Regions from separate parts of the Homo sapiens genome. Here region 2 is linked to region 1. The links are chromatin contacts, found by Hi-C or POLR2A ChIA-PET in ENCODE. All regions are on one chromosome and are shown on one strand. The core of a region is the stretch at or near the end of the contact, and the rest is flanking DNA. Distances in the headings are between cores, read along the strand shown.

Evidence for each region. A loop is a pair of places that touch in the nucleus more often than their neighbours do. ChIA-PET counts read pairs that join two places held with the same protein, here RNA polymerase II (POLR2A). Pooled maps may share reads with other maps.
Region 2: a loop to region 1 is called in a pooled map, with 2.2 times the contacts of the local background. The contact joins the promoter of LINC02909 here to the enhancer-like site in region 1. A Hi-C loop is called at or near these places in 4 of 37 single-sample maps with no recorded cell type and 3 of 50 pooled maps. POLR2A ChIA-PET finds 5 or more read pairs at or near these places in 7 of 52 experiments (A673, Caco-2, GM12878 and 4 more).

The regions. Positions count from the first base shown.
Region 1 is chr12:24,929,719-24,933,620 of GRCh38, reverse strand. All of the region lies in intron 1 of BCAT1 (branched chain amino acid transaminase 1), which reads left to right. Among named protein-coding and RNA genes, the nearest start is that of BCAT1, 17 kb to the left of the region's middle. RefSeq lists an enhancer at 1,868-2,057. Within about 2 kb of position 1,765, at least 4 of the 41 ENCODE cell types and tissues checked have a DNase peak (open chromatin) inside an H3K27ac peak, as active enhancers do; they include GM12878 and OCI-LY7, where a contact is called at or near this core.
Region 2 is chr12:24,995,837-24,999,738 of GRCh38, reverse strand. It overlaps LINC02909 (long intergenic non-protein coding RNA 2909), which reads left to right and starts at 2,274. Exons shown (of 4, transcript NR_171024.1): 1 at 2,274-2,507; 2 at 3,400-3,542; 3 at 3,672-3,902. It also overlaps a transcript of IRAG2 not described here. RefSeq lists enhancers at 1,226-1,335, 1,586-1,715.

The sequences.
Region 1 (3,902 bases), core at 516-3,015:
TCACTATTCACCCCCAAGATCCAATCACCTTCGACCAGGTTCCTCCCCTGGCGTGAGGGGATTAAAATTCCACATGAGGTTTGAGTAGGGACACAGAGCCAAACCAAACCATATCAGAGGGTGAAGAGCAGGTAAAGTTGCAGCTCTCCTGCAACTTGCAGGGAAAGGCCATATAACACATGGTTATGAGCACAAACTGGGACTGGACTGCAGGTGTGTGAGCCCCAGCTTTGCTATTGAGTGACCACCAGCAAGTTATTAAACTGTGCCTCAGTTTTTTTGTTTATGAAATGGTGGTATTAGTACAACCCACCTCTCATGGATGATGTGAGGATTAAATAAAATAACATGTTGCCAGGCACAGTGGTGCACACCTGTAATCTCGGCACATTGGGAGGCTGAGGCCCGAGGGTTACTTGAGGTTAGAAGCCTGAGACCTGCCTGGCCAACATAGCGAAACCTCATCTCTGCTTAAAATACAAAAAAAAAAAAAAAAAAAAAAAAAAAAAAAGGCCAGGCGTGGTGGCTCATGCTTGTAATCCCAGCACTTTGGGAGGCCGAGGCGGGTGGATCACAAGGTCAGGAGTTTGAGACCAGCCTGGCCAATATGGTGAATCCCCGTCTCTACTAAAAATACAAAAATTAGCCAAGTGTGGTGGTGGGCACCTGTAGTCCCAGCTACTCGGGAGGCTGAGGCAGGAGAATCACTTGAACCTGGGAGGCAGAAGTTGCAGTGAGCCGAGGTTGCGCCACTGCACTCCAGCCTGGGCGACGGAGCGAGACTCCATCTCAAAACAAAACAAAAAAACCAAAAAAATTAACCAGGCATGGTGGCACACACCTGTAATCCCAGCTACTCAGGAGGCTGAGGCAGGAGAATCACTTGAACCCAGGAGGTGGAGGTTGCAGTGAGTTAAGATTGTGCCACTGCACTCCAGCCTGTGCGATAGAAGGAGACAGTCTGCAACAAAGATCCAAAAACAAATATAAAGCACTTATAACAGGGTCTGGTCTGAAATAAGTACTATGTAAGTACTGTAAGTATTAACTAATATTATTACAATTTATCCTCATATAGTAACATATCAAATATTTTCAGTCAGTGATGCAATATGAATAAAATGAAATGATGCAGTAGTGACAGAACTGAGAGAAAGCTGGTACAAATTTATACTGACTGGTCAGGGAAAGCTTCACAGAAAAGGTGAACTTTCAGCTGACACCTGAGTACCATGGTCTGGAGGTAAGAGTGTCCCATGCATATGGAACAGCAAATGAAACTTCCCAGAGCATAATCTGAGAGGGGAGATTTCAGGAGTGGAGCCACATCATTGAAGTTCCTTAGTCCTGGTAAGTGTGGATTTTATTCTAAGTGTGGTGAAATGCCCCTGAGAGGTTTTGAGTAGTAGATGGAATTCCATTTTTAAAAGTCACTGGTGAGTCAAGTAGTGTACTATGGTTACATTTTTTTCCCCTTATACCTCATTTTGTTTTTCCTGCAGTTAATTCTTGCATTATTTCCTTTTATTTACTTACCTTACTATATATTTATTATGAATTCTTTCCAATTCCCAACTTCCTGACAGCCTCTCAATGTAATTTTACTTAGGTTAAATGTATCTGACAGTTCATTTTCTTTTTTGTCTCTGTACTCTTTCTGCTACCATTCTCATTCTTGCACTAATTTGTGCTGGTTTCTCTCTGAGCCAGCTGCACAGCTGCCTGCCTAAGACTTCCTCTTGGCATCTTTTACCCTCTCTCTGTGTTACATCCCCGGTTTTCTGAATCGTGTGGCGTTCTCCTTTTTACTTTACTTCCTCATTTGTGTTGCACGTATGCTCTAGTTGTTTTTAGATAAAGAGTGCATCAGAGGTAGATGTTTTGATTCCTTACATGCCTGACTTTTTGTTCTACTTTTGCTCTAGGTTAATACTTGATTTTGAATAATATCCTAGGTTAGAAATGATTTTTCGTCAGAATTTTAAGGGAATTGCTTTTCTGTTGTCTAGTTTCCTGTGTTACTGATAGGAAGTCCAAAGGGGCTCGTATTTCAGGTCCTTTTTATGTGTAACCTGTTTTTTGTTCCTTGAGGTATTCAGGGTCTCTTTTTATTGCTAATTTGGGGAGCTTTATCATAACATGGGTCCTTAGTCATTCATCCTAGAAAATTTTCCTTTCCTATATCTTTGATGATTTCGTCTCCTCTGCTTTCCCTCTTTTCTCATTCTTAAACTTCTATTTGTTTGACATTAGACCTCCTTGTTTGATCTTCTAATTTAATTTTTCTCTCCTAGTGTCCAATTTTTGAGGTGGGAGAAAGATCTCATCAATGTTATCTTTCAGCCTTTCCCCTGAATTTTAAAATTTTACTCTTCATATTTCTTCTGATTAATCCTTTAAAAAAATAGCATCCTGGGCCAGGTGCAGTGGCTCACACCTGTAATCCCAGCACTTTGGAAGGCTGAGCGGGGAGTGGATCACCTGAGGTCAGGAGCTCAAGACCAGTCTGGCCAACATGATGAAACCCTGTCTCTACTAAAAATACAAAAACTTAGCCAGGCGTGGTGGTGGGCTCCTGTAGTCCCAGCTACTTGGGAGGCTGAGACAGGAGAATCACCAGAACCTGGGAGGTGGAGGTTGTAGTGAGCTGAGATTGTGTGCCATTGTACTCCAACCTGGGTGACAGAGCAAGACTCTATCTCAAAAAAAAAAAAAAAAAAAAAAGGGCCCTGTTCCACTGAGGCTTCAGTGCGGAGCATGGAGGGATACTACCTCCAAATTCCAAACACGTTTGACACATCTAAAGAACCTTCTAAAGGATGACTAAACTAATTCTGCAAGCTTTAGCCTCTAACTTATCTCCAATTTATATTTAATAGAAGGCTGGAAATTGAACAGAAAGGAAATAAGATTATTTGGAAATAAAAAATTGTCAGCCAAGCAAGGAGAGCTTGGCATTTCTGGAAACTTCTTTACCCTGGAAGAGGTAAAAAAGTGATTCTCCCATTCCCCCAACAGGGCATTCACTAAAAATTAAGTGAGAAATGCTTTGCCTAGAGGATCTGTAGCTTGCGAACACTTGACTTGTGCCACTGGTGTACGGAACATAGCAGTGTCAGCTCTGCCCTGGGACAGTCAAGGCTGGCTGGTGCTGCCTGTGGTTAGAGTCAAGAGAGGGGTCTTCAGTGGGTGCAGTTTGCAGTTCCAGAGTTTAGTAGAGCAAAGACGTCATGAACTATGTGAACTCTGAGGAAAGGTGTCATAGAAACACCTCAAAAGGACACTGTCTAAGAAGGCTACTTGCTGGGGCAAGGAGACCCCAGGGGTCAGAGGCTGTGTAGGGAATAATGCCAGAGCTGGGGTTGAAGGAGAATCCTTAGAGGTGAGACAGAATGTGCATCATTGCAGTGGGGCTGTGCAAGGCAGTGGTCTCCACAGGAGGTGAGGACAAGGGGGAGGGGAGGTTGTGAAGAATCCGTAAGTGACCATGATGCAATAGAAAGCCAGAATTTGGGCATTTGCCATAGGAGAGGGCCCCCAGTGCCAGATTATAATGGTCACAGACAAATGAGATTTTTAACCATTTCCTCTAATTCATGGTCCACACTTAACCCCGTGGGTCCTGGAAACAGCAGCTGGAGAATGGAGAGGAAAGTGATGTGGGAGAGAGAAAACTTTCTTTACCCTTTTCATAACTGAGTTTATGAAGTAAACTGACAGTAGAAAGATAAATAGGAGAAAAGACATAAATTTATTTTGTGCGTACACATGGGAGTCCCATAAAATATGAGACTCAAAGAAAGGCCAGATGATTGAAGTTTATATAGTATTCCTGAGCTACAGAAAAGGAATCAGGGCTTGGGGCTTATTGAGGGGAGGTGGTGACAGGTTATAAGAGGGTG
Region 2 (3,902 bases), core at 1,025-3,524, 66 kb before region 1:
CCCAGCTTGGGAGTGAGGCTAGGAAAAATTTAGGAGCATCTATTATGTGGCTATTATATGCACTGCACAGAATGTTATACATATTGTTTGCTATTTCTAGGGTTATAAACAGAAAATTAAGAAGTGGAACTATAAATCTGTTAGAGGAATTTCCACTTGGATTCATGTGAGCTAAATGTAATGTAAAATGATGTTAGAGATTATCGATACTGCTTATGTTGCTAATCTTTTTTATTCCTCCTATTGATTGAACTATGCTTCATTGCTCTGGCTTATAGATTCTGAGTCCCATTATTATTATTGCCTCAATTATCTTGTTCCATACAGTCAAAGCTCTTGAATCAACACTTTTCAACCATCTGCCCGATCCAAAACTATAAAGCAACAAGTAAAATCCTCTAACACATGGCAACATCTGTAAAACAAGTCCGATTTGATTCTTACCTAAAGTTATTCGTTATATATTTGATTTTCACCACCAGTGTAACTGCAGACTTCAACATCAACCTCTAAGACATCCATACTCTTTGGGACTTATAGAAATCTACATTTGTTCTGACTTCAATGAGTTAATCTACTACGTATGTACAATGTAGACAATATTTCTTATTCTTTAGGAATGTATATGTAAACAACATGACATAATTTGTGTTTATCAACATCTATATTATTCAATCACTAAGAAAGTTGCATTTTATTGCAAAGAATGGCATATGATGTATACAGAGGTACAAAAGCAGCATCCTGGAAAAAGCTGGCAGATTTCAGGGTGATTCAAAAGGCTCTGTAGAAATCTTTCTGAATCAAATTCTAACTCCAAACAGATTAACAATGTAATTATCTTTCCTGTTTTTTTCCTTTAAAATGTTTTCCTCCCTTTACTAAAGTTATTTATTGAGCATTGAACTTCCAAACCTTAGATCAGGCAGGCTGATTTTTAAAATCATTCAAAACTTGATTAGGAAAGCCAGTCAATCATTCATGATTCATCTATGTGAGATCCTATTGGTAATTAATGCAAAATCCTTAATATACGTAAAAAAAAAAATTTAAGTATGTGTGTAGATAGACAAGAGATTCCTTTTGCCAAAACAACCCTTCACTAATGATTAGATGCCACTAAACTCTTCATCAAAACCTAAGAAGAAACATCTGTTCACTGAGACATTCCCAGGAAACCCATCTTTAGTGAGCTCAGTGGGAGGGCAGAGCATGGTTTTCTGCTTAACCAGTGAATTTTATATCTGCCAAATTAAACTGTTTTCATTCTCTTTGTGACTACTATTTTATGTGATAAAATAATAACACTTCTTCCTGCCGTTTCTAGGATAGATGATAGCAGCTGTTAATCACATGATTTGCAAACCACAAGTACCAGATTTAGTAAATGCTCAGCAAGTCTGTCATCCGCAACCTTTCTGATTATTAATAAATGCAAGCTGGTATAGGCTAGAAACTTTCCTCCCACAATTCAGTTAACCTTGTTATATTAAGCTTCTTGGCTGGGTCACACCAAGCTTACTATAAACATCTCTTATTGGAACAATTCCTAAAATAGCAGAGTGACACATGCTTCTGAAAACTGTTCTTCTGTCTCACTTCTTGTTATATGAAGTCTGGTTTTCTTCTCAGAGAACAAGAGAAGACCTACAATAAATCTCTAGCTTCAAGAATTCAGGTGCCTCCAAGGTTCTTACAGTCTATAAAACTACATCACTGCGTTTCACTAACACACATTCCAAACGACCAAGCCTGAAAATGGCAGGATTAATTTAAATTTCCAAAAGCTCCATTGAAAACAATTTGAGATTTGCCTGTGGTGACAGCAACATATCTGGGGAATCTCACTTTATCACTCTCAGCTACCCATCTTTTTTCCCTATTTGTAGAGTGTTTTTCTTTTCAGATTTGTTTCAAGTTTTCAATGAACTCTGTTGAACCTCTAATATAGACTTATTGGAGGTTTGTCCCTTTTGCCACAAGCATTTTGAGGTTGAGACACAACAGAACAGCCTACATCTGATATTGCTTTTCCCTGGTTAGGGCGGTACTTTCTCGGCCTTCGATGACTAAAGGCCAGCATCAGCCAAAATTTAATTATTTCGTTGGGGAAAACTCACCACCTTATTTTCGCTTGACTTCGCCAGTGCTCCAAGAACCATCTGAGAACTGGGAAGAAAGAGTGGAGACCTACAGGTCAGATGACATGGGTGGAGCCCATTTCTACAGAGTGGCTTGGGCTGAGGTAAAAGAAGCTAGAGAAGAGAGCCGCTGATGCACTGCACCTGCCTAGGCTGGAGTTAAGGTACTAATCACAGCAGCAGTGCTGGGAAAGATGCCTAGGAAGGATGAGGATGACAGGCACTATTTTGGTGTGCTCCCCACCACAGCAATAACAGAAAGATAGTCCAGGTGCAGTGTCTTTCACCTGTAATCCCAGCACTTTGGGAGGCTGAGGTGGGAGGATCGCTTGAGCCCAGGAGTTCAAGACCAGCCTGGGCAACATGGTGAGACCCCCCCCCACCCCCGGTCCCCGCCCGGCTCTACAAAAAACAACACACTAAAGCTCATCCTGATTATACTTTCTAATCAGATGAAGGAAAATTATTTTTAAGTTAAATCTCATACTTTTTCTTTTGTTTTTTGGAAATGGAGTGTTGCTTTGTTGCCCAAGCTTGAGTGCAGTGGCACGATCTCAGCTCACTTCAATCTCTGCCTACTGGGCTCAAGCCACTCCCCCACCTCAGCCTGCCAAGTAACTGAAATGACAGGGGCATGCCACCACAGCCAGCTAATTTTTGTATCTTTTGTAGAGATGGGGTTTTGTTGTGTTGCCCAGGCTGGTCTCAAACTCCTGAGCTCAAGCGATCTACCTGCCTCAGTCTCCCAAGGTGCTGGGATTACAGGTGTGAGCCATTGCGCTCAGCCTGGTCATTATCATTTCTATCACCAGGTGAGAGCAAAGGGGAGTCAAATACTGGGGAATAAGAACTGGGGCTCTGAGTTTAAATAACCTGAGTTCAAACCCCAGTTCTGCTGCTTACTAGCTTTGTGATCTTGGACAAATTATTTAACCATATGTGCTTCAGTTTCTTCATCTGTAAAATTGCATCAATATCATGCAATGACCTCCGGGTGTGCTGCAGGGATTAAATGAGGTTAATACGCAGATGGCCCTCAGAACCATGTAGCACATTCTGAGCTCTCAGTAATGTTGTTATGATGCACTTTCTGAAACTCCTTTAACTTATCCAATACTAGAGGTCCTCTTAAAGCACCAAATAGCACCTAGAAAGAAATGACCAAGTAACCCGCTCCTCTCATTAGATTTGCTGTTTAATTTCCCATGAAATAACCTATTATAACATCCATGCTTGCGATCTGCTTATCAATCCACAGATACCGAAACTGGCAACACCCAGAGACATTTCCCTCCTAGTCATAAAGGAAGCCAGCAGCAGAGCCAGAAATAATATTCAAATTCTGGATCCACTAGACCATATTGCCCGTCTGACAAATTATACGCTTACATCCTGCTTCAGGTGAGTCTAGTATACCTGATGTTTCTCAGAGCAGTGAAAGGAATAACCTGAACAATAAATTCCAACGAACCTGTAATGAATTGCATTAACATGTTATTTCATTATTTATGTAATATTACCTCCTGACAGTTCTAATAAGGTACCCACAATGCCGGGTTCTCTACCCACTGGGAGCAAACAAGGGAACGTGCAGACGCTGGACAGCATACGATGGATGCCTGCAACTCCTGTACCTGCCCCCGAATGCCACCAGAAATATGCCATCTCTACTGAAACAGCTTTTCCAACCCTGAGCACGTTTATGAACACGGAAAAGAGTGTAAAGGGGTCAAATGCAGACTTTACAAAAAGAAACCCAAG